Regions from separate parts of the Mus musculus genome. Here regions 1 and 2 are each linked to region 3. Evidence: chromatin loops called from intact Hi-C (ENCODE). Cell type or tissue: left cerebral cortex. All regions are shown on one strand.

Evidence for each region. Peaks named below come from ENCODE experiments on the same cell type or tissue, not always from the same donor. Only the 100,000 strongest peaks of a DNase experiment are listed, where the experiment ranks them.
Region 1: it touches region 3 in a loop (2.8-fold over the local background); 12 of 42 quality-filtered maps call a loop at or near these places.
Region 2: a loop joins it to region 3, with 8 times the contacts of the local background. A loop is called at or near these places in 21 of 42 quality-filtered maps.

The regions. Positions count from the first base shown.
Region 1 is chr7:80,193,301-80,201,300 of GRCm38, forward strand. Sema4b (sema domain, immunoglobulin domain (Ig), transmembrane domain (TM) and short cytoplasmic domain, (semaphorin) 4B) reads left to right here and starts at 5,288. Exons shown (of 14, transcript NM_001360135.2): 1 at 5,288-5,470. The coding sequence starts at 5,353. In left cerebral cortex, CTCF peaks have their summits at 131 (motif pointing left) and 4,342; DNase peaks (open chromatin) are centred at 4,269, 4,807, 5,148, 5,708 and 3 more places; H3K4me3 peaks cover 2,458 bases; H3K27ac peaks cover 2,603 bases.
Region 2 is chr7:80,367,046-80,375,045 of GRCm38, forward strand. It overlaps Man2a2 (mannosidase 2, alpha 2), which reads right to left and starts at 4,330. Exons shown (of 24, transcript NM_172903.4): 1 at 4,057-4,330; 2 at 3,687-3,884; 3 at 2,548-2,700; 4 at 1,675-1,932; 5 at 1,461-1,605; 6 at 1,169-1,340; 7 at 652-779; 8 at 266-439; 9 at 1-10. The coding sequence starts at 2,679. In left cerebral cortex, a CTCF peak has its summit at 4,394; DNase peaks (open chromatin) are centred at 1,827, 2,301, 2,648, 2,902 and 3 more places; H3K4me3 peaks cover 2,397 bases; H3K27ac peaks cover 1,641 bases.
Region 3 is chr7:80,137,334-80,145,333 of GRCm38, forward strand. No RefSeq gene overlaps it. Among named protein-coding and RNA genes, the nearest start is that of Gm45202, 14 kb to the right of the region's middle. In left cerebral cortex, a CTCF peak has its summit at 3,641 (motif pointing right); DNase peaks (open chromatin) are centred at 3,659, 6,251 and 6,694; H3K27ac peaks cover 718 bases.

The sequences.
Region 1 (8,000 bases), 56 kb after region 3:
CTGCTCTTCCGAAGGTCCTGAGTTCAAATCCCAGCAACCACATGGTGGGTCACAACCATCTGTAACAAAAATCTGATGCCCTCTTCTGGAGTGTCTGAAGATAGCTACAGTGTACACACATATAAATAAATAAATAAATAAATCTTAAAAAAAAAGCTCAGTACATTTGCAAACACTTGAAAATCCAACACTACATCAAGATATAGAATCTGTCATCTCTAAAGTTTCTATATTTGCCTAGGAGGCATGTGCCCACTGGACTCTGACATCTCTCACCACACAGCAAGTTTGTCTGGGTGCCTGATGCTACACCTCCTCCTCCTCCTTCTCCTCTTGGTTTTTCCAGACAGGGTTTCTCTGTGTAGCTCTGGCTGTCTTGGATCTCTCTCTGTAGACCAGACTGGACTCCAACTCAGAAATCCACCTGCCTCTGCCTCCCAAGTGCTGGCATTAAAGGTGTGCGCCACCACTTCCAAACTTATCTGGGCTTCTTTATAATATATTCTTATGAACATTATATTTCTCATCCTGCACTAGTGAAAAAAGTGTGTGTGTGTTTGTGTGTGTGTAGATTGTGGGGGGAGGCATAGACAGACAGACAGACAGGATGGGAGGAAGGAAGAAGGCCTATGAGTGCAGGTGGACAGAGGGCGGACTTAGCAATTGACTTAGCAATTTATGGATGACTTTGTCTTGTAGGCTGGGCATGGAGAGAGTAGTACTTTTTTCTTGTTCTGTTTTTTGGTACTCTTTCCAAGCTACCCCCCTCCGCCCCCCAGTTCTTTGTAAACACTGACATCTGGCAGAAAAACACTTGCCTACATCCAAGCGTGGCAGAGGGGAACAGGAGACACATCGTTGGCTTGGGACCACTCTTTTGCCTAAAGGAAGTCAATTCAAAGGCAGTTCTTTGTCAGTCACCCTTCTGTTCTTTCCAGTCTGAGAGAGCACATGAGGAAACCACATTAGCACACGTACAGAAGACAGTGGAGCCCGACAGGAGCAAGGCTGCCATGCACAGGAATTGGAGAGTGTGTCCCCAGGCCAAGTCGGGACCTTTACGTAGATAGTGCTGTGTGGTTCTTACTGGGTGCCTTGCTAGGCATGGGGGAGGGGGTCAGAAGACAGAAGACCCGGCGCTCTTCTCTCTAAGGGGCTTGCTGCCCAGTTGGCATAAGATATACTTTCAAAGCACATGAGCAGGATATAATTAAGAACCATGAGAGGCTGCATCAGCCCCTGCCTCCTCTCCTGAGGGATGAGCACAGCCGTCAGACAAGCCCTTTGTTGCCAAGACACAAGAGCAGACCAATCTCCTGCCACTGCCACGTTAGGAGCTACTGATCCCCAGATTCAGGCTCTGAATAAATGCTAATTGAGCAGGTAAGCCATAGATCAGGCACTGCTCTAAACTAGGGTGCAGAGCGGATGAAGGAAATGTTGTAGTTAGCAAAAATTGATTTTTGACAAAGCTTGTGTGTGCATGTGTATGGATATGCATGGATATGTGTGTGTACGTAGATCTTATGCATGTATTCACAGGCATGTGTGTGTATTTGTATGTGTGTATGGAGGCCAGAAAACAACTTTGTATGTAACTCCTCCGAGCCATCCACTTTTTTTTTTTTTTTCTTTTTTTGAGACAGTCTTTCACTGGTCTGGAACTTGCCGAGTAAGTTAGGCTGGCTAGCAGGGATCTGCAGGCCTCTGGATTACAAATGTGTTTTGCCATGGTTGCCTTTTTCTCTTCCTCCTCCTCCTCCTCCTCCTTTTTCCTTCCCCTCTTCTTCCTCTTGTTCCTTTCCCTCCTCCTCTCTCTCTGTCTCTGTCTGTCTGTCTGTCTCTCTCTCTCTCTCTCACACACACACACACACACACACACACACACACACACACACACACACACACTTACTTCTGAGATCAGACTGACCCAGGCTAGTTATCCCATAGAATGCTCTTCATATTGGCGGTATCTGCTTTCGTCCTTATTATTAGACATGGGTTAAACCCTTTGGTAGGAACACTGCAGGGACTGATAATGTGAAGTTCTCAGGGCATCATATGGGAGGCAAGCAAAGATTCCATCATGCTACTCCTATCATGGCTGACCACTTGCGTTAGGATGGGAGCCACCAGATCTCATTGGCAGGCATACATTGGCCTTTGGGCTAGTGATCATCTGTGGGACTGGCCGTCAGACACTGTTTCCCCAGTCTTTATGTCCAACTGTGGTCTTCGCTAAGTGTTCTTTCTAGTCCTTCTATTTCTACACTTAGCAGCAGGTTTGTACATAAAGACATTTCCTTCTCTTCCCTTCCCTTCTCTTTCCCTTTCTCTCTGAGTCACACTATTGACTAATGGGTTGTATTTTCATTTGCTGCATTAGAATCCATTACTTATGCTGTTTGATAACCAAATGGCCATCCGCCTGGCTCCTCTCCACGCGGCCATCAGACTGTCTCTTCAGGCATGGCCTCATTAGGCTTTGCTTTGCTTTCAGGCCCAACAAAATGAGCTCTTTACCTTGTACTTAAGGAGAGCGCTCTGCTTTTATAGAAGAGCGGTGTGCAGAAACCAAGATCTGGAGGCTAAATCTGCACACCCATTATTTTTATCAGTAACTTGATTAAAGGTCTAAGGAATACTTAGCCAAATTTACGATGACTCAAAAACCAGGAAAGGAGGTGCCAAATGTATGATAATAGAATCAATATTCAAAACAACCTCCGTGGGATGAAATCTGGGCCAGAACCAATAGATTTAAGAGAGATAATTTTGAAGTCTTGTGTTCAGTTGAAAAAGTTATTGCATAATTTCAGGTTTGGGGCACTTTTCATTAGACAGAAATTGGCATCAGAAGATTGTTTTAGGTTGTTAGCCAACACGAGCCTGTAGTAGTCTGACCCTTGTCATCCTCGGTCACCCAGTCATTCCTTCAACCAACGCTTATTGAAGACGCCTGCCATGTGTACAGGCACCATTCCAGAGGCTTGGGAGGTTGAGCAGGGGAAAGCTGCACCTAGACTTTCATTTTATTTATGTATGTATTTATTTAAGTTCTGTTTTCGGTTTGTTGTTGTCTGAGACAGAGTTTCACATAGCCTCGATTGGCCTCAAGCTTGTTATGTACCTGAGGCTGCCTTGGATTCCTGATCCTACCCGCCCTTCACCTGCCAAGTGCTAGAATTAAATACCACCATTTCCAGCTGACTTTAGAAATTTATTTTCAGCCGGGCAGTGGTGGTACATGCTTTTAGTCCCAGTACTTGGGGGGTGGGGGTGGGGGTCAGAGGAAGGAGGATTTTTGTGAGTTCAAGGCTAGCCTGGTCTACAGGAGTTCCAGGACAGTCAAGACTACACGGAGAAACCTGGTATCATAAATAAAGACAGCCAGACAGATAAGATAAATGAATCTGAGGCTGGAGTGATGGCTCAGCAATAAGAGCGCTGGCTGCTCTTCTGGAGGCCCCGGGTTCAATTCCCAGCATCTTCTTTTATTTATTTATTTATTTATTTATTTATTTATTATATGTAAGTACACTGTAGCTGTCTTCAGACACTCCAGAAGAGGGAGTCAGATCTCGTTATGGATGGTTGTGAGCCACCATGTGGTTGCTGGGATTTGAACTCAGGACCTTCAGAAGAGCAGTCGGGTGCTCTTACCCACTGAGCCATCTCACCAGCCCTCCCAGCATCTTCATAACTGGAGTCAGGAACTCCAGTTCCAGGGAGTCTCAAACCCTCACACTGACAGATACATGTAAAAAAAAATTTTTTTTTTTAGACAGGATATCTCTGTGTAGCCTTGCTGTCCTGGAACTGGCTCTGTAAAACTCAAGAGATCTTCCTGCTTCTGACTCCCAGGTTGATGGGATTAAAGGCCTGGGCTACAGGCCTGACCTTGAAACAGTATTTAAAGTGCTATTTATTTCATGTGCATTGGTGTTTTGCCTGCATATATATTTTATGTTACACACACAAACACACAGGTCAGAGGTCACAGCTTGTGGAGTAGACTCTGTCTACTGTGTTTGAGAAGAGATTAACAGGAGGAAAGGAAGCAGCAGTTAGAGCAGAAACAGTACATTTCAGATGATGGGTTAACCAGTGCAATTGGACATGTGGCATATGAGAAAAGACACGAGACTGTAGAAGGATGTCAGGGTGGTGACAGTACAGGAGTTGTGGAGCATGGGGAAGTCTGGATGTAAGAAAGAAGACCTGAGACCATCCAAGAGCTTGTCTGCTCTGACTGCCACCTGCCTGTGGGGGTGGGGAGGAGAGTAGAAAGATGTGGCTCTGGAACTGCCCACATGGGCACACATGGGCAGCAGCGAGTGCAGTGTAGCTTCGACAACTGCAGAAAAGTCTGGGGGAAGTGGTTTCATTGCCACAAGAACAATGAACACATATTTTTAAGTTTTTAATTTTATCCATTCACCTAGGAAAAGCTGAAACGGGTTTCCAAAACCTTGATGTCTTTGTTGATCTCCCCCTCTTTATTTCCCTCTATTCCTTTGCTGTGGCTCCACCAAATTGACTTCAGATTGGGGTACCTGCGGGTGGATACCTCTGGCGTCTCATTCCAGCCTTAGGGAATCCTTTCCTATGCTCAGCCACGTGCTGGTTGTGGGGGGGAAGGTCTAGCCTCTTTGGCAGTGCAGTCCGTGAAATCCTAATTATCCCACTTGAACTGATTCTGCGCCGGCCCCGGGCTTCGCGTGGACAGAATTCTAAGCATGGACAACCGAGCAGAGTATCTAGATTCTAGACCATGCATAGACCTCTCGCGGAAGTAAGACTGGAAAGCTACCAGTCTCCGTCTCAGAGTCTGCACAGCTCCCAGAGCGGGGGTGGGGGTAGGTAGGGGGCATGTGGGGCAGGGTTCCCGGGAGCCGGAAGGAGGGCGGGTCCGTGCGGCTTTGCGAGCTCCTCGGTCTCCGGGCTTCAGGTCCCCAGGCTCTGCTCCGCTCCCCCTCCCCCCCAGTGCCCCAAGTCGGGTGACTCGATCCAGCGCCCCTCGTACTTCAGCGCCCAGGAAGGAGGAAGGGGAAAGAGCTGGGCAAGGACCAGCTAGGAGGCCCGCCTACCCGTCGACTTCCTGCTCCGCGCCCTCCTCCCTGCGGCGAGAGCGCGGGGCTTTCACCCGCAGCACTGGGCAGAGGGAGCCTACGGTGCGGCGGCCCACGTGACCACCTTCCCTGCCGCCCACCCCCAGGTCCAGAGGCGGAGGCCGAGGGAAGGACTCCGGGCCGAACCGCGGGGCGGGGCTCCAGCCTGCGATTCCACTTGAGCAACCTGAGCCGGAGGAGGACGCCGCTGCCTGCTGCGGTCCGAGCTCCACGCGCCGCGATGGGCCGGGCGAGCCGCTCCGCTGTCCTGCGGCGCGCGCTGCTGCTGCTGCTGCTACTGCTGCTGCTGCGGACGACGACTACGCGGGCGCTCGGCCCCCGGATCAGTGTGCCGCTGGGTAAGTGCTATGGGGCGCGGCAGAAGGAGGGGAGCGCGGGCAACGAGATGCTTGGTGGGGTGGCCACGACAAAGGAGAGGTTGAGGTCCACTAGGACCAGGAAAGCAGTTGTGGTCAAAGCGAAAGAGGAGGGAAAGCTAGGGAGCTGAGAGCCCTTTTCTTCCATTTTCTATCTGGACTTGGAGAGGGCCGCTTTCTTGCTCGGTTGCAGCTGCTCTTGCTCGGAGGGAGCACACTCGGCACTAGGGGCCTCAGGTGCCAGCCATCCTGCCTACTCATTTACTTGTCTTTGATGCTGACCAGAGTCAGCCTTGGAGCCACCAACGGCACGGGGCTGAGGGCACTGCTGCTGGCCGTGCTATAAACTCTGGGCTTATGATATTCTCAGTCAGCCACAGCAGAGCCTGGAGTTTGGCGGGTGGGTGCCAGGTCTTTCCTCCCTGCCGGCCCATCTCTGACTGATCGACCTGGAGAATTCACCCCCTACTCCAAACACAGGGACTTGGAAACTGACATTGCGAAGACCCATCTGTACCCTGTCTAGAGGGGCCTGAGGGTATCACCCTGGTGGGCCACATTCCTTTTTTGGTGGTTTACAGCTGCCCCTGGCTGCCTGTGTTTCCAATCCTCCACTCATTCTTTACTTCCCTTAGTCTGATCGCCCCTGAACCTTTTCCAGGGAACCTCAACGTTTGGAATTCTAGGGACTTAGCCCAGTAAGTACTTCCTACTGCCCGCACTCCAGCTTCCTCCCCTGCAAAGTCGCCTCAGGCTTAGATACCTTGCAAAGTCATCTTGGGAAATTCATAAAACTTGGTGCATTCGGAGGGCATCAGGCACATAGGTGCCAACAGACAATGTTTGGCCAAACCCCTCTAAATTGCAAACTGTCACTGTGAGTTAGTGCATAAATTAGAGGTTACAGACTAAAACTCTACCAGACTTCCTACTCCATATTTGCATCCCCACCCCTAAAAGCATCCCATTTGCAAAAGGATAGAATCAGCTCTTCAGTTAAGGCCCCTAACAGGATCTCAGTCCCTTATCCAAAACATTGTTGGTAGCTCAAGTTCAAATCCTGTCTCAGCCACTTAGTTCCCACATGACCTTAAGTAAACAACTTCTCTGTGCCTTGATTTCTTCATCTGTAAAATGGGATATTAGCGCCTTGCTCAAGGCGCAGCTCATTACCAGTTGCAAAGTCCTTAGGATAGGGCTTGGTACAGAAACCTCTCAGCGGGTGTTTGCTGTCATTCTTGTTATGTTAAACTCGGACCACTCCTGCATGGAACTGGGTGGTTCGCTGTGGGTGGGGATGGTTCTAGAGTTCACTGCTGCTCCTTGGGAGTTCTGTTCTTGAAGTGAGAAATGACTGAAATCGGAACCCAGGACTGATGCTCTGCCACTTTAAAACACTTACTTAGCTTGTGTGTGGGTGTAAGGGCACACGAAAACATGACGTACATGTGGAGGTCAGTGAGGTCAGAGGGCAGCTGGTGAAATCCTCCCTCAGCCGTGTGGATCTCAGGACCTAAGCTCAGGTCCTCAGGTTTGGTGTCAAAAATCCCTTTCCCTGATGCGCCACCTCCCCATGACCCCCTCACCTTGTTGACCCAGGGTGGAGGTATGAGCTAGGTATGGAACCTGTCCTGTGTTAGGTGTGTTAGGCTCTGAGCCATACATACCCCTTGCTGCTTCTGTCATCCTGTGTTTCCCTAGAGCTCTCAGCCCTCCCGAGGCTGCAACCCTTTAATGCAGTCCCTCAGGTTGTGATGACCCCCAACCATAAATTACTTTTGTTACTGCTTCATAGTTGTAAATTTGCTAATGGGCTGAGGCCCGCATGTTGAGAGCTGCTGTCCCAGCCGTAAGGAAGGGGCTGTGAGATAGAGACACGTGCCCCTGTGGATCCCGCTTACGCCTGGGGAAGGCAGGACTAGCTTTTGGGGCTACACCAAACACAGTAGGTCTTTTGCCTTAGGGAGTGATGTGAAGACTTGATAGGGGCGTAGAGAGGCCCTTCTTCCTGGGAGAGCATCTGTCTTGGGTTAGCTGTATAGTTCCAGGACCTGGCCACCTCCCACAATTCCCTGATCATTCAAGGCTGCCACAGGTGGGCAGTGTGTGACTTGTGCACTGTACAGAGGTATTTAGCTGAGGGGTTGAAAGGGCTGGCAGGCCAGGAACACAATTTTATTGTGTTTGCGGGACGGATTCTAGGTTCTGCCTGGGGGGGGGGATGGGGGGGGGATGCTTTTTCAGTCCTCCCTAAGCTCTGCAGCGTTGTAGCCATGCCCAGCCACCTCACCACTGGGTGTGCATCCACACCTGACTGAGCTCCCCGCCACCACAGAGCTTTACCTTCCAGGGCCTCCACAGCACCCTTGAGACCTGCTTCTGCTTCCTTTCCTCCCAACTACAGGAAGGTCCTGTGGCTGGAGTCCCACATGGGGAATGCCCTGGTGACTGAACTGGCTCGCCCTTTGAGTCTGACCTGAGACAGTTTCCTGTCTCATCCCTGGGGGCTTGT
Region 2 (8,000 bases), 230 kb after region 3:
GAGTCTGAATCTACAGAAGACATACCGCAGGGTCAGCCACGGCAGACAGCCTGAGGAGCTGGGCACAGGGACGTCAGAGGTGTGCAGGTTCATGCCACCCACAGGCAGCCCTGAGAGACGCTGAGGTCGCAAGTATGTAGGCTGGGAATTAGGACATGGGGCTCCCAGGCCCACAGCTCCTGTGGGAGATGTGCCCACAGAAGCCAGCAGAGGTCAACATGACTCCACTGCTACAGTACCCATGCGTGCCCCTACTTGGCCTTACCCCACATCTGCCTCCACATGAACTCCAGGCTATGAGTGGCAGCAAAGTGCTTCTTGATGGCATAATGCACCCTCTGAATCAGCATGCTGGTCAGGTTGGCACGGCGCAGCAGGTAAGGCATGGTGGAGCTGTGTCCAAAGGGGTCCACTGCCCAGCCCGAGCGCGGGGTTGCACCTAAGGCACAGCACAGAAGTCAAAGGCCCTGACTACCTTGGGGACGGGCCCCTGGCCACTTGGTGCCTGGGAGGCCAGCTCCTGCCTCACCCATCAGATAGGCTGCATGAGCCTAGAAAGGAACAACTAACTCCCTGCCAACCCCTGGACCTCACAGCATCTTGCCCCACACCAGCTCTGGGGCAGAGTCGAGCTCCTGTGCCTGCACTTACCCAGGTTTCTCTCCAGCCACTGGTGCCCCTCGATGAGCTGGTCAACCAAGGCAAAGTAATGGGAGTTGGCCTCGTCGGGCATCACCCATCCGCCTGTCGCAATCTCCAGCTGCCCATTTCCCACCAGCCTAAGGATGAAGCACACTTGGGATGGGACGGGGACCTTTCCATTGGCAGCCAGAGGATGGCAGGGACTGCACGCAGTGGCCTCCACCAACCAATTCACCCACGTGAACAGCGTGCTCACTCAGCCTCCTTTCCCTGCAGCCCGCAAGGCCCTGTCTTGGTTGGTTATTTCAGGACCCCCTTCTGTGCTCAGAGGCAGAGGTCCCACGCTTCTCCCTCATGCCCCAAGCATTCCGATTTCTCTGCACACTAACAGACCTTCAGTTCCCCACTCCTGCCACAGCTCAATCTCCCTGCCAGCTTGGCAGCCACACAATGAGACAAGCCCAACCTACCCATCTGAGTCCTAGATAATGATCGACCTTCCCACACCTTCCCAACCACCACTGACCTTCGAACTGCTGCCCTCTTTTGGGCACTGATGTTGTCCCACCACTTGGCGAAGAAGGAGACTTCTGCCCAGAGAAAGCGCCGCCGGGGGTCTTCCTGCAGCTTGGACACCATGCTGTTGAGGATGTGCTGGGTCTGTTCCGTGTAGTACTTGTCAAAAGTCTTGATCCAGCCTGGGGGAGCCAACACAAGGTCCCCTCAATATGCCACATACTTCAGTCACACCCTCCTCATGCCTGCCATCTGAAAGCCCGCCCCACACCCTGCGGCAGCCGGGCCTACTGGCCCTTCACCTGGATCGTTGTGGGAGTGAGGCACCACAAACACTTGCAGGTCTTCAGTGTCCCAGTCATTTGGGCTGTAGGAGATGTCAAAGCCTTGCCTCCACACGCCACCCTCCACATTGTCAAACGGCAAATCCTCAGACACGGTTAACATCTGCCGGGGAGGAATGCAGCTCAGTGCCTGTCTGAGTGGGAGAGGGTCCCTGCCAGCTCCAACTCTTACCTGTAGTTCTGGCTTCTGACCCCGTCCCCCCAAAGCAAACTGGCAGTCCTGGGGGGAGACGGAGAAGAAGCTGGGCCGGGGCTCCGGGAGCACAGCCCAGGAACCGTTGGCGGTATGGTAGGGCAGCAGGGCTGGCGGGCCCTCCGCATTGGCTGTCAGTTCCAGTACAGAGTCCTTGATACGGCTTATGATGTCATGGTTTTCCTCCAGCAGTTGTTCCAGCTGTTCTATCCGGTTCTGTAGCACAGAGATTTGGCTCTGCAAAAAAAAAAAAAAAAAAAAAAAAAAACAAGAACAGAAAGGCATCATCACTCAGACCACGGAAGGCAAACATTTCCTCTCACATGCCCGTGCTCAGCGACCTACATGTTCCTCCTGTCTCAAGCACGGTGCTGAGGAGGACTGCGTTCAGCTTAATGGAAAAGCAATACGGTGGTCAATCAGCAGTGTCTGCCAGAAACTTAAGTCAGGCTATTATTACACAAGGCAAATTTCTTGTTCCCCTCCTCCCCCTTCTCCTCCTCCTCTTCCTCCTTCTCCTCCTCCTCCTCTCCCTCCTCCTTCAGCATTGCTGCTTTTCACTTCCTGTTACAGCCAGGAGCATAGCTCCGTGGTAGAGCATGTGTTTAGCATGCGCCAGTCCTTGGGCATCCATCTCCACAAGAAAGACAAATCTGCCTAGGAATGTCCCTGGGCTACAGCTACATAACTCAGTTGTAGATCGTTAGTGTTATATGCACGCATGCCCATGAGGAGGCTCTAGGTCCAATCTCTAAGACAATGGGGGTGGGGGGGTGCTCTTGTCCTGTGCTGACAAGACTCTCCTGAGCCCAGGTGACTTGCATTTGAAGAAGAGAACAAGGTGTGACTCACCCTGGGGAAGTTCCCACCATTCTGGTGTCTGGCAGGATCATGCTGCACTCGGTCCAGCATAAGGTACAGAGAAAAGACGGCCACACAGAAGATAGCAGCCCCACACACCGTCACCTGCTTTTTCAGCTTCATACTGACCCAGGAGGCACGTTCCTGGCAGGAGAGACACCACCTGTAGTTCTGGCATGCAAAACCCTTCTGTTGGTGTTCCTAACAAACGCTCTGTGGACTCCCAAGGAGAACCAACCTACTTGCTTGACTCTGGGTAAAAAAGCAAGTAAGCTTTCAAGTACCAAATCTTGGTTATGACTCCCAACACACAAGTAGCACATATATTTGGGGCTGGTCCTGTAGGAGAGGAGTTCTGATTCCCCTCAGCCCAAGCTATAGAAACCAGGATGTGGAGTGTGGGGGTGCAGTAGGTAAAGAGGCACTTGCAGGCAAGCCTGACAACCAAAGCGATTCATTTGATTCATATGGTGGAAGGTGAAAACCAACTACCACAAATTGTCCTCTGATTGCCGCATGTTTTCTGTGACGTACATGCACATAAATAAATGTAACACATTACAAACAAACAAACAGGGATAACAGAGCCCCAACTCTGACCCACACTTCATTACACAACCACTGATTGCAAACAGCTTGCTCAGGACTCTGAGAAGGCTCTCCCAAGCCACGTGTTTCCTCCCTTCAGATGTATACATAAATACAAGAGGTTTTATTTTGTTTGATTTAGGGGTACAATCACCAGCTGGAGAGACAGACAACCCCCCCACACACACACACTCACACCCTGCCTCCCCTGTGACCTCCTGGGGCTGACTGGAACTCAGCAGAAACAGTGCCTGGCCCAGATCCTATCTCAGAGAATACAGAATGGATTTCTTTTAAGAGAAAAAGAAATGCCCATGTTTCTAACGCAACCCAGTTCTAGGATTGTCCCCATCAGTACTGATTCCTGCTGTGCAAAACTTCCAGTCCTGGCTTCCAGAGTGCTTTAAAGGGACTCTTAGGAAGCTAGCGGCGAGACTGATAAAGTCCCCAGGGTAGCGGAAGCCAGGCACAGCGGCTCCGAAACGGGGCAACTCGAGACGACCCACAGTGCCTGCCGCCACCGCCCGCGAGTCCCCACTTGCCTGCCGGAGGAGGGAGGACGCTAGCTGCTGAACGCGCGTGGGCGGGACCGCTCTCTGGAGTCTGCTCTTCGGGCCCTGGTGCTGAAAAGCTCAGTCACCTCAGCCTGCGTCCTACTTAATGCGATCTGATTCCGCTCAGGAGCCTCCGGGCAATATTTTTAGTCCCTGGAGATTGGGTCCGGGCCAAAGAGGGCGGAGCTAGGGAGCAGGAGCTGGGTCACCGTGGGGCAATTACCTGCCGAGATGTAACCCCCCTCCTCCGGCCCGCCCAGCCCCCCTCCGGCCCTCGGGGCTCAACCGGCACCCGGGGGCCGCAACGCTCGCGGCCTGCAGGCTGGAGTCCTCGCCCACGCCCCGCCTGGCCCGTTACCGTACGCGGCCGGCCTCCGCGCCGCTCGGGACCCGGCCGGCCGAGCCGCCACTGCTCGCATCCCGGGGGACCGCGGCCCGCGCGCGGGCAGTTGCGCAGGCTAAGAGGGACGCCTGGCCACCCACCGCCCCTGCTCGGCCCCGCAGCCGCGCTCCCGCGGGGGCCAGGGCCGCTGCGCGCTCCCTGCGCTCGCCCCGCGCCTGTGCTCCCGCGCTCCCGCCTCCACGGGGCCGAGCGGTGCGCCCGGCAGGAGGAGGGGCGCGGGGGACCGCGCGCAGCGTCCCCTAGTGCCGGGTCCCGCCGCTGCCTCGCCCCCCGCCGGGTTCCGCAGCGCCCCCTGGCACCCGACTCGGTCGCCTCCCGCTGGGTCGGTGCCGGGGTCCGCTATGGCTGCGGGGCGGCTGTGCGCAGCCGTTGACCCGGCAGGGCGGGAGTGGCGGAACCCCAGCAAGGTCGCGCCACTGTTTCTTGTTGTGTTTTTGTTTTTTTTGTTTTTGTTTTTGTTTTTTCTCTTGGTCTTCCAAGAGTAAGATTTAGGCAGGAGCAGAAAGGGCAAAACCGTGCGGTGCTTCGTGGCCTCCCTGCCTGGCTCAATAGTGATGTTTCTTAGTCAAAGGAATAGTGCCTCCCTCTAGGTTTTGTGAGTTCCGGGTGGCTCTGGGTTTCCTGACACTAAGGGCGAAATGCATATCATCCGGTTAAAGGTTTATTGAGCATCCATGTTTCCAATTTACAGCGTAAGATACCATACTGCAATGAACATCTCCACAAATTCCACACTTTTCTTCCTTTTAAGATTAATATTTGGATGGATGTAGGAGCCCGTGCTTAGTCCCAGCACCTGGAAGGCAGAGGCAGGGAGATCTCTGAATTCGAGGCCAGTCTGTTTTACATTTTGAGTTCCGGGACAGCCATAGCTACTTGGGGGGGGGGGGGGGGGAGATTGCTTGCTAGATCGTAGTGGCACACACCTATAAATCCTCCTGTCTCAGATTGACACAAATTCGAAGCTATCTTGGACTACACATTTGCAATCCTGTTTCAAAAGAAAAAAAGATTGCTAAAATTACTGCCTGAAACTGAGCTGGCCCACTAAAAGTCCAGCTCTTGGGAAGTTGAGGCTAGAGGATCCCAGCAAACGGACACTAGCCTGGACTACGTAGCAAAACAAATATTACTCTCTGTTGTAGACTACCCCTAACCCCAGGTTCACATCTTGAAGTTCTGTCCCCAGATTTGACCATATCGGGAGGTGGGGCTTTGATAAGATTAAGATTAGCTCATGAAGGCAGAGCCCTTAGAAAGCAGATTATCCTGTCCTTATAAAAACATCCCAGAACCCAGGTCCTCAGCAGTCAAGAAACAGAGATAAGGCAGATCTTGGTGAGTCCCAGGCCAGCCTGGGCAGCATGGTGAGACCCTGTCTCAAAATAAAAATAATAGCAACCCAGAAGCCAGTGAGGTGGCTCAGTGGGTAAAGATGCCACCAAGCCTGATGACCTGAGTGTGATCTTCAGAGTCCACGTGGTGGAAGGAAAGACTCCTCTGATCTCCTACATATGTGCCACAGTGACTGCAAACACACACACACCACACACACACACAGAGAGAGAGAGAGAGAGAGAGAGAGAGAGAGAGAGAGAGAGAGAGAGAGAGAGAGAAGGAATCAAGCAGTTTGTAACTACAGTGGCCTCCAAGAAGGAAGAGAGCCTACATGCTACGGAAACAGGAAAAAGGGGTGGGGGAGCTGGACAGGTGGCTCAGTGGTTAGAGCACTGGCTGTTCTTCCAGAGGTCCCCAGTTCAATTTCCAGCAACCACACGGTGGCTCACAACCATCTGTAATGGAATCCAAGACCCTTTTCTAGTGTGCATGAAGACAGCTAAAGTGTATTCATATAAATAAATAAAAACTTAATTTTTTTAAAAAAGGGGGATATAAAAAGGCAGTAAGGTGTAGTCTTTTACAAAATGGGGATGAGGGGTGGGTCTTTCTCCAGTCTGCTGGCCTCCTCTGGCCTGGGAGAGAATCATAGTACACTTGTGGTCCAGCCTCACCATACAGCAATAGCAAGTACTCTGTCATAGCTGATTTCAATAGTGCTATCCCCCTGCAATCCAGCTTCTTGTGGATCCAGCTAAGAACAGTTTTCAGATGCATATTTAGGCAGAGGATGGTCTACTCTTCCTAGATACTGGTGGTGGTGTTTTGCTTTTATGTTTTGTCTTGAGACAGGGTCTTTCTGCATAGCCCTGACCAGCCTAGCACTCTCTCTATAGTCTAGGCAGGCCTTGTACTCTACTTAGAGATCTGCCTGCCTCTGCACTGGGATTAAAAGTATAGGCCACCATGTTCCCTCTTATCTGCACGTTTAAAGCCAGTTTAGTCTACATAATTAGTTTCAGGCCAGTTAGGGCTCTGCAGCAAAACTATCTCAACAAAACAAAACAAATGCTTAACAGAGCTTCCGTTTTCTGTGCATATGCAGACAGCTGTGTCAGACACAGAAAAAAAATCAGTCTACCCTCAAGGTGGTCTATCCACCGGAACTATCTGGGTTTAAGTGCCTACACCATATCTTCTGGGAATCTCTCGGCCACTTGGCTGTCCAGTTAGTGTCCAGAAATATTGGCTGAGTGTCTTTGGCCTTGTATCAGTTGTGGTCTTGAGTTTTCTCGTGTCAGTCCCGGGTGGCCTGCCACATCCCAGGTGACAGTAGCTTCGGTTTTTGCAGAGCACTATTAGTTCTGCCCAGCTGCTGTTGGCCATTGGCTTCCACGCACGCTTTTGATGGGAAGGTTCCTTAGCCTTGTCGGACCCGTGCTCCACTTACAGGCCACGGGGTTCTTCCTACACAAGGTGAGACTCGTGGCACCAGCACCAGGCTGCCAGCCTACCGGCGTCTCCTCATAAGTCAGTAAAAGGGTAGCAGGTGCTTTTCCGATTGATGCTTGCCAAGCCAAGCCGCAAAGCCCCCTCTTTGCCTGTTGCCTGAAGTTCCCTTTTCTATGCAAAATATCCAAGCCCTGGCTTCCAGCCACAGTTGCTTGCTGCACTCCGCCTGCTGTTTGGTTTGCTTGATCAGTCCTCCAACCAGGTCCAGGTTCCCAGGAGCCTCAATGTCCCAAGTATCTCAAATGAGCGGCCACGCGGGCCCTCTGTAAGAGTGGCAGAGCCTTTAGAGCCCTTAGAAAGCTGAGCTATCTCTCTAGCTTTGGTTTCCACTTTTAAATTTTCTGGGGTTTGAGACTTTGGCTGGCCTGAAACTCTCTATGCAGATCAGACGAGCCTTAAAGTCATAGAAATCCACCCACCCCTGTGTGTGTTTCAGGGTGGAGCACCAGCAGAGGCCAGAGGAACAGCTTACAGCTGTCCTTCCACCGTGTGTGTCCCAGGGATCCAACTCAGGTCACCAGGCTTCGTGGAACACACCTTCCCTCACTGATCCACTTTGCTGGCCCAAAGGGGCACTTTTTTGTTGGGGCCCTGCTTATAGATGGGTAACTGTAGGGCAGCAGTTGTCAGCCTGTGGGCCTGGCCCCTATGAGGCTGCCTATCAGATCTCCTGCATATCAGATATTTGTATTATAATTCATAAGAGTAGCAGAATGGCAGTTATAAAGCAGCAATGAGATAATTTTATGGTTGGGGTCACCACAACATGAGGAGCTGCACTAAAGGGTCGCAGCAGTGGGAAGGTTGAGAGCCACGGCCGTAGAATAAGCTTGTGAAGTAGATGCATGCTCTCCAATGCCTCTTTCAGATAGTTTGCTAGAGGTGTTTTGTTTGGGGTTTGGTAATTCTGAGACAGTGTCTTGCTGGGCTTAACCTCTCTCTCTCTCTCTCTCTCTCTCTCTCTCTCTCTCTCTCTCTCTCTCTCTCTCTCCCTCCCTCCCTCCCTCCCTCTCTCTCTCTCTCTCTCTCTCTCAGACAGGGTTTCCTGT
Region 3 (8,000 bases):
ATGCCAAGGATTGAAGTGAAAATTTCTAGTTTCTTTGGAGACTCAGTTGTGTCAGTGATGTTTTTATGGAAACTGTCTTGTAAGAGGATGTTTTGCTGAAGCAGACATGTGAGAGGATGTTTTTGCAAGCAGACACATGGGAGGATGTTTTGCTGAGAACAGATGCATCTTATTTTTCTGGAAGCTGCCTGGGAAAAGGACATGTGATGTGTTGCTAGAGTGGATGCTTGAGAGGACACACGATGTTTGGAAAGAATATCAGTATAACCCAACAGACAGTGGATGATGCTGTGGTATTGGTTCGCCTTGCCACTCTTTGCTGGCCTTTGTTGGGCTGTCCCAATGCTGGTCTTCACGGGTGACACTGTGGCATTGGTAGCACTGGTTTGACTTGACTTCTTCACTGACTTCGTAGAAAGAAATGCACCAAAGAACTTCTTGTGATATTCTGGTGGCTTTTTGCCATTTCTGCCAACTCTGGCTAATTGGCAGAGCCTTGAGGTTTCTTCTGGATCAAACTCCATTGCTAACTGGCAAGTGGTGGTTGTAAGTAGATCAAGCTACCGATACTGATTCGTGTGAACTATGCTACTGATATTCTGACAAAGAAGATTGGAATTGCTTGAAAAAACTGTTTCTAAACAGGTCCACATCTTCCTTTACCCTATTAACCTTTCCTTTCTACTACCTCTGGTGGGTGGTGGGCTAGAAGGGAGATTAAAGCATTTAAGAACCCTTATTAAAGTAGGTTTTGAAAAATCTAAGCCTACAAAGGCTCATTCTTTCTTGGTTTTTTTCTTGTTAGCTGGCTGGTTGATTGGTTGTTGGGGTTGGATTGGGTTAGGTTTCCTGAGACAGGAGCTCACTTTGTAGCCCAGGCTGGCCTTGAACTAGCTCCAATCCTCTTGCCCCATCACTCAGAGTGCTGGGATTACAGAAAGAAGACACCACCCTTTTAGAAATAGGTTTGGGATGCCAGCAAAAGGACTACACAGTCCAAAACAAAAAATTTTATTTCTGCAGAAGAATGTGTGGCTCAAAATCAACCAAGCAAGTACACCTAGCAGGAATCCTGCTGGGTTTTTATCTCTGACACAAAGGGGACCTTTTCCTCACTCTGAACTTGCGTCATGTTCTTATGGATAACTAAAAAGCTGAGTGGTTGACAGGCAAAGTGTCAAACTTGAGAAAACATGAAACCTGGATCACATACTTTGATCTTTGACAAATGTTAACTGTCAGAAGGCATCTTTGCCAGATGGTGTCTCTGCCAATTTCTGTGTTAGGTTATAGTCCTGTCCCTTTAAGCCAAGAGCTCACAACCTGAAGAATTTGGACAAACTCTTATAGCAGACAGGTCCCTGGTGGAAAGAATAAATGGTCAGGCAGGAGGCACTCAGAGGGATGGAGAAAAACAAACCCAGACTCAAGACAAATGTGGCAATATGGTGCCAAACCCATACACTCAGACGCCCGAGGGGACAGCTTGAAGACTGGAGATGATAAACAGATTCTCTCTGTATCCCTTGCAACCTCTGACTGAGTTATAGTCAATTTCTTATGTCCTCCAGATGGGTACCCTGTAGCTGGACCATATATCACAGTAGCACTCACTGCTGGGGAAAATCTTACCAGATTAGGCCTTTCCGCCTGGTCATCAGGAGAGTGTGTCCCCCAGTAGAAGTGCACACTCTAATGGTGGCGCACACCTTTAATCCCAGCACTCGGGAGGCAGAGGCAGGCGGATTTCTGAGTTCGAGGCCAGCCTGGTCTACAAAGTGAGTTCCAGGACAGCCAGGGCTATACAGAGAAACCCTGTCTTGAAAACCAAAAAAAAAAAAAAAAAAAGAAAAGAAAAGATCTCTATGTGTCCCTAATTACAGCCTCAGCGATGACCAGTCCAATCAGCTCACTCTTGATTGACTGCTGCTGATGCTGAAACCTCTGTTTAACCTTTTAACCTGGAGTGTTCTTTGCCTCATTTAACACTTTGATAGAAATCACAGCACATCTCATTTATGTTCCCCTTGGTTCCCAGCTGGGGCTCGCTGTTTGTACACAAGACAGCATGTAGCTCAGTTTGACTCTAGGGACTAGGAAGGGAAGCTGGGTGTCCCCCTGGTGCCTGCTGGAGGATGGTGGCCAAGGTGCTATCAGGTCAGCGTTAAAGGAAGCAAAACAAAGCAGGAGGCCAGGCCAGAGAGATTGTTAGGGGACTAAGCTGCAGCAAAGGTCTGCCCACTGCTGGAGGACGATGGTGAGGTCAGCCAGGCAGTGGTGGAAGCACAGGGATTCCAGCACCCAGAGACAGAGGCTGATTTCTGTGAGTTCGAGGCCAGCCTGGTCTACAGAGTGAGTTCCCAGACAGGCAGGGCTACACAGAGAAACCCTGTCTTGGAAAACCGGGGGGTAGGGTGGGGGAGCAAATGAACTATAGAAGAGAAAGAGAGCACCCAAAGACTGAGTGACAGCTAACCCATGGACCTCCTAAAAACAGGAACAGCAGGAGGGTGGGCTGGAAATTCCCAGCACAAATCCTCAAGGGTGATGGGGCAGCCAGCAATTGTGTTGTGGCCTCCAGGGGCCTTCACCCTGTAACTATCACAGTGGGGCCACAAGGGGCCCCGACACAGGCAAGGGGAAAGTAAACCAAGCTATGTGGATCTCAGCAACAGTGACAGTTGTGGAAAGCTACCAGTGAGGAACTGTCAAATGATCGGAGTGTTTTGATTTTCAGCTGTATTGAGCTGTAGTGGACAAGAAGTTTGTGTGTGTTTAAAGGGTACAACAACATGCCTCTAATGCCTGCACTTGAGAGACACAAACAGGAGGATTGCCATGACTTCCTGGCCAGTCCCAGTTACATAGTGAGTTCCTGGTGAGAGTGAGATTCTGTCTGTAACAAACAAAAAAATAAAAATGGAGATCAATAAGCCGGACACGGTAGCACACACCTTTAATCCCAGGACTCAGGAGGAGGAAGCAGGCAGATCTCTGTGAATTCAAGGCCAAGTTCCAGCCCAACCTGAGTTCCTTGGTGAGACCCTGACTCAAAACCAAACCAAACCAAACCAAAAAGCAGCACACAGACAAAAACACCAGGGGCCTAGCAGTTAAGAGCACCTCTGCTCTTCCAAAGGAGAAAAGCCTGGTTCCCAGCACCCATGCCAAGCCAAGCCAAGCCAGTGTAACCCCAGCTCCTATGGAGCAAATGTCCTCTTCTGACCTATGAGGCCAACTACACTTAAGTGTATAGACACAACATGCATGTGCATGCACTCGCGCACACACACACACACACTGAAAATAAATCTTGGGGAGAAAAAAAAAAAAAAAAAACGCCAAAACTTTCCAGGACAATAGTTATCAGAAAGTAAGGGAGCCAGATGCAGTAGTTCTCTGAATTTGAGGCCAGTTTTGTCTATGGAGTGAGTCCCAGGGCAGCCAGGAATACTTAGAGAAATCCTGTTTTGAAGAAAGAAGAGGGGGGGGGGAGAGAGAGAGAGAGAGAGAGAGAGAGAGAGAGAGAGAGAGAGAGAGAGCAAGAGCTCGTGAGAGAGCTCATTACATTTTCATTACATTTTTTGCATTTAGGACGGTAGAAAAACCAGTGTTGAGGGCCGAGAGCCAGAAGGTGGCAGTGTCTACCCAGGGAGGGGCGGGCTCCTTCATCTTCCCAGGCCAGAGCTGCCCCACATCAGTTCTTGCAAAAATCCCAGCCTACCAAGTCCTACCCCTCGGTGGCCTCACCTTCCTCTGCCTGGTAGAACAAAACGCTATGACAAAGGCCCAGGTAGTGTGGCTGCCCGCTGGGTTTTAAGATCCAACAAGAGTCTCTCCCATGAGCAGAGGTGATCCGGAGTCCTGCCACTGGATCCGAGCTGACCTCCCAGCACCTGCAGGTTCCCCAGGCCGACCCTGGCTCCCAGCTCATCCTAAACTCAGTTATTTCCTCTCTTTAGGTGAGGCACAGCTTTGGCTGAAAACTTAAGCAACAGAAGCAAACCAACCCCAGTGTGGGGTCATCACGCTTTTCATTCAGCGTTGAAGAATGAAATTATGTCATCTGCAGGGAAACGGATGGAACTAAAGATCACTGTTAACAACAAGGAAAACAAGCAAGCAAACAAACAGACTTCCAAGCAGATATGGTTCTAGCCTGCAATCCTAGCACTTGGGAACCAGAAGGAGGCTCAGAAGTTCAAGGTCAGCTTCGCCTTTAAGTTGAGTTTAAGGCCAACTTGAGATGTGTAAGGAAGCTGACCCTCCCCCGCCCCCAACACACACACAAACACACCTAAACTGACATCTTGTTTTCTCTCCTGTGCAGAATACATATATAATGACAGTAGAAGAGGTGATATATGAGGGGAGGCAGGACCTAAAGCGGGGCGGGGCAAGAGATAATAACGAACATCGAGAAACAAATATGGACGTTTTCTCTCACATGTGAAACCTAGATTTAATTCTGTGTGTGCACAGGACACGGAAGCAGAAAGGCAACAGTTCGTGTGGAGGAAGAGGACAAATTGGAGGAGGGAGAAGAATGAGAGCAAAGAACCAGAATGGATGTGTGTCTGTGTATGTGTGCATGCATGGATGTGTGTGTATGTATGTGTGAAAATGTCATAATTACTTTGTATGATAATTTAAAAAAATTTAATGTTTCAATAGTAAAGTATATGTTATATGTATTTTATTTTATTTATTTGGTTGTTCCTTTTTAAAAGAGGTTTTATTTATTTTGTGTATGAGTATTTCATCCCCATGCATGTGTGTGTACCACATGAGTGCTTGGTGCCCTGGGACATCAGAACAGGGCATCAGATTTGCTGGAACCAGAGTTACAGGTGGTTGTGAGCCACCATGTGGGTGCTGGGACTCAAATTCCCTATTTATTTGGTTTTTCGAGACAGTTTCTTTCTCTGTGTAGCCCTAGCTGTCCTGGAGCTCACTCTGTAGACCAGGCTGGGCTTGAACTCAGATCTACCTGCCTCTGGCTCAGGAGTGCTGAGATTAAAGGCGTGTGGTATGTAACAATGCTCGTTTGCTTGTTTGTTTGTTTGTTGGGTCTGGGTTGTTTGTTTGTTTGTTTGTTTGTTTTTGAGATAGGGTCTCACTTTGTAGCAGCTCTGGATGACCTGGTATCCTGGTATTCACCATGTAGTTCAGGCTGGCCTTGAACTTATAATAGGCTGTCCACCTGTCTAATCCACTTGTCTTTTACTCTGGAGTTCAGGAATTAAAGGTAATTGCCACGATACCTGCCTGCTATGTATATTTGCACAGTTAAAACAACAACAAAAATAGTCATCCAAAACTCATAGCTAATTGGAGCTAGAGAGATGGCTCAATGGTTAAAAGCAACACACATACACACACATACATGGCAGGTGGCGGGCTGGAGAGATGCTTCCGTGGTTAAGAGCACTGATTGTTTTTCCAGAGGTCCTGAGTTCAATTCCCAGAAACCACATGGTGGCTCACAACCATCTGTAATGAGATCTGATACCCTCTTCTGGTGTGTCTGAAGACAGCTACAGTATATATAATAAATTTAAAAGGCTAGGAATGGTAATATATGCCTTTAATCTCAGCACATGGGAAAGTGAGGCAGATGGACTTCTATGAGTTCAAGACCAGGCAGGGCTACATAGTTAAGTTTGAGGATAGTCAAGATTACAAATTGAGAGCCAGTCTGGAAGGGGTGGTTGGGGGCAGGAGAACAACTTAAGTTGTGGCAAGAGGACTGCAAGCTTAAAGTTTGAAACTTTGAGACTAGTCTTGGCTACATAGCAAGATCCTACTCAACCCACTAACAAAAGTCACAGAGGGGGATGGGGGGGGGGGGGCCAGGCCAGTGAGGTGAGTTAGTGATATGGTACTTCCTGCCAAAGCCAGTAATCTGAGTTCCATCCTCAGAACCCACTCTGTAGGACAGAACTGACTCCCTAAAGTTGTCCTCTGACCTCCACACTCCACAAGAAGACTATGGACACACACATACATACATGTAAAATAGATAAATATATGTAAAAACCAATCGTGGCACCCTCTGGGCTGGGTTCTCTTGTTTTGCATCTCCCCCGTTCTGACTTTCCTGTTGTTGAGATCTCTCACCACTGTCTTGCAAGCTGTCCTTCACGCAGCTACTCAGTTCCTCCTGTGTGTAACCAGCTCTCTTCAACCGCGTCCTTGGCACTTCCCCTTCTCGGCCCAACTGGCTGATCGAGATATTTTCCCAAACAAAACCTGTTCTCACCCCGCTAAGCACATTGCAGACTTGCCATCTGGTGTCTATGTGGGTCTCCTGAGAAACAGATGAGTGGGCAGCCACAGCTGAGATGCAGATCGTCTCTCTACCAGCTGCCAGGCTGAGAGGAGACCCACGGCCTCAGGGGTGGGGGCCGGGGCGGGGGGCCGGCTGGGGAAAAAGTGCATAAGGCAGCCCCTGGAACGCAGTCCCATCTCTCTATAGTGGGCCAGACCTCAGAAGGGCGGGGCTGAAGGAGGAAACAGAGAGACTTAGGTAAAGTGACCAGTAAGTTCAGATAAGAAAGGATTCAGTCTGATCAGAAAGATGCTTGAGGCGCAGAGTCCTGGAGCCAGACAGAGCCGAGTGGGGTGTGGTGAGAAATGGGAGAAGAGACAGCAGGAAAATCCCACCTTTTTTAGAAATGCTAAGCTTTTGAGGCAGGGTGCATCTGGAGCGGTTTCGGGGAGGAAGTTAAAAAGAAGAACCAGAGGACAAGAACACACGCCAAGCCTGGAAGGGAAACAGATGCCTTGCAGGGATCCCTCTCCAAAGCAGAGGCAAGAAAAGGGAGGGCAGGAGTGTTTCCAGTGAAACCCGCCACCTGAGGAGCGCTCACCAGGCCAGGCAGGAATGCTGGCAAGAGCTGACAGGTATACCTGCTTGAGACAGGCCAGACATTGTCCCGATGCTGCGGCCCACAAAACACAACGCGCAAGACTCACTGTGATGTTAAATTGTCTACTAGGACATTTGAAAGGGTGAAAGAGGGGTATGGGGTGGCATGGGTCTGCCTTCCCAGCATTCCAGAGGGTGAGGCAAGAGGAAGATCAGAGATCCGCCTGCTTCTGCCTCCCAAGTGCTGGGATTAAAGGTGCTCATCACTTCACTGGCCCAGTTTTTTTTTTTTTTTTTTTTTTTTTTTTTGGTTTTTCGAGACAGGGTTTCTCTGTCTAGCCCTGGCTGTCCTGGAACTCACTCTGTAGACCAGGCTGGCCTCAAACTCAGAGATCCGCCTGCCTCTGTCCCAGATTATTGTTTTAATTATTGAGACAAGGCCTCACTGTATAGCCTTAGCTTGTCTGGAGCTTTCTATGGACACCAGGTTGGCCTCAGACGTACAGAGGTTCACCCTTGCTTCTGCCTCCTGAGTGCGGGGATTAAAGGCGTGCATCGTGCACACACACAGCTATTGTTTTATTTTGAGACAGGAATTTCGTGTACTCCAGGCTATCCTCAAACTCCCTGAGTTGGGAAGGATGGTATTGAACTTTTGATCCTTCTGCCTCCACCTCCCAACTGCTGGGACTCCAATCGAGGGTGACCACACCCAGTTTTCAGAATACTGGAGATGGAATCCAGCACACTGCACATGCTAGACAACCACTCTCCTCCCTGGGCTACATTCCCAGTCCTACACTGCCATCTGGGAGGGGTGTTCTCTGTATTGCCCTGGCTGTCCTGGAGTCCAGGCTGGCCTCGAACTCAGAAATCTGCCTGCCTCTGCCTCCAAAGTGCTTCGATTAAAGGTGTGTACCACCACTGCCTGGTACAATCTTCTGTTTGAGGAGAGTATTTTAGCAAAGTGTGCTGGTATACATCTTTTAAGTAGTAGCATGTGAGAGAGCCTGAGGCAGAAAGATCTCTGAGTTCAAGGCTAGTCTACACACTGAGAACCTGTTCCAAAAGAAAAAAGAAGCTGGGCATGGTGGCACAAACCTTTAATCCCAGCACTCGGGAGGCAGAG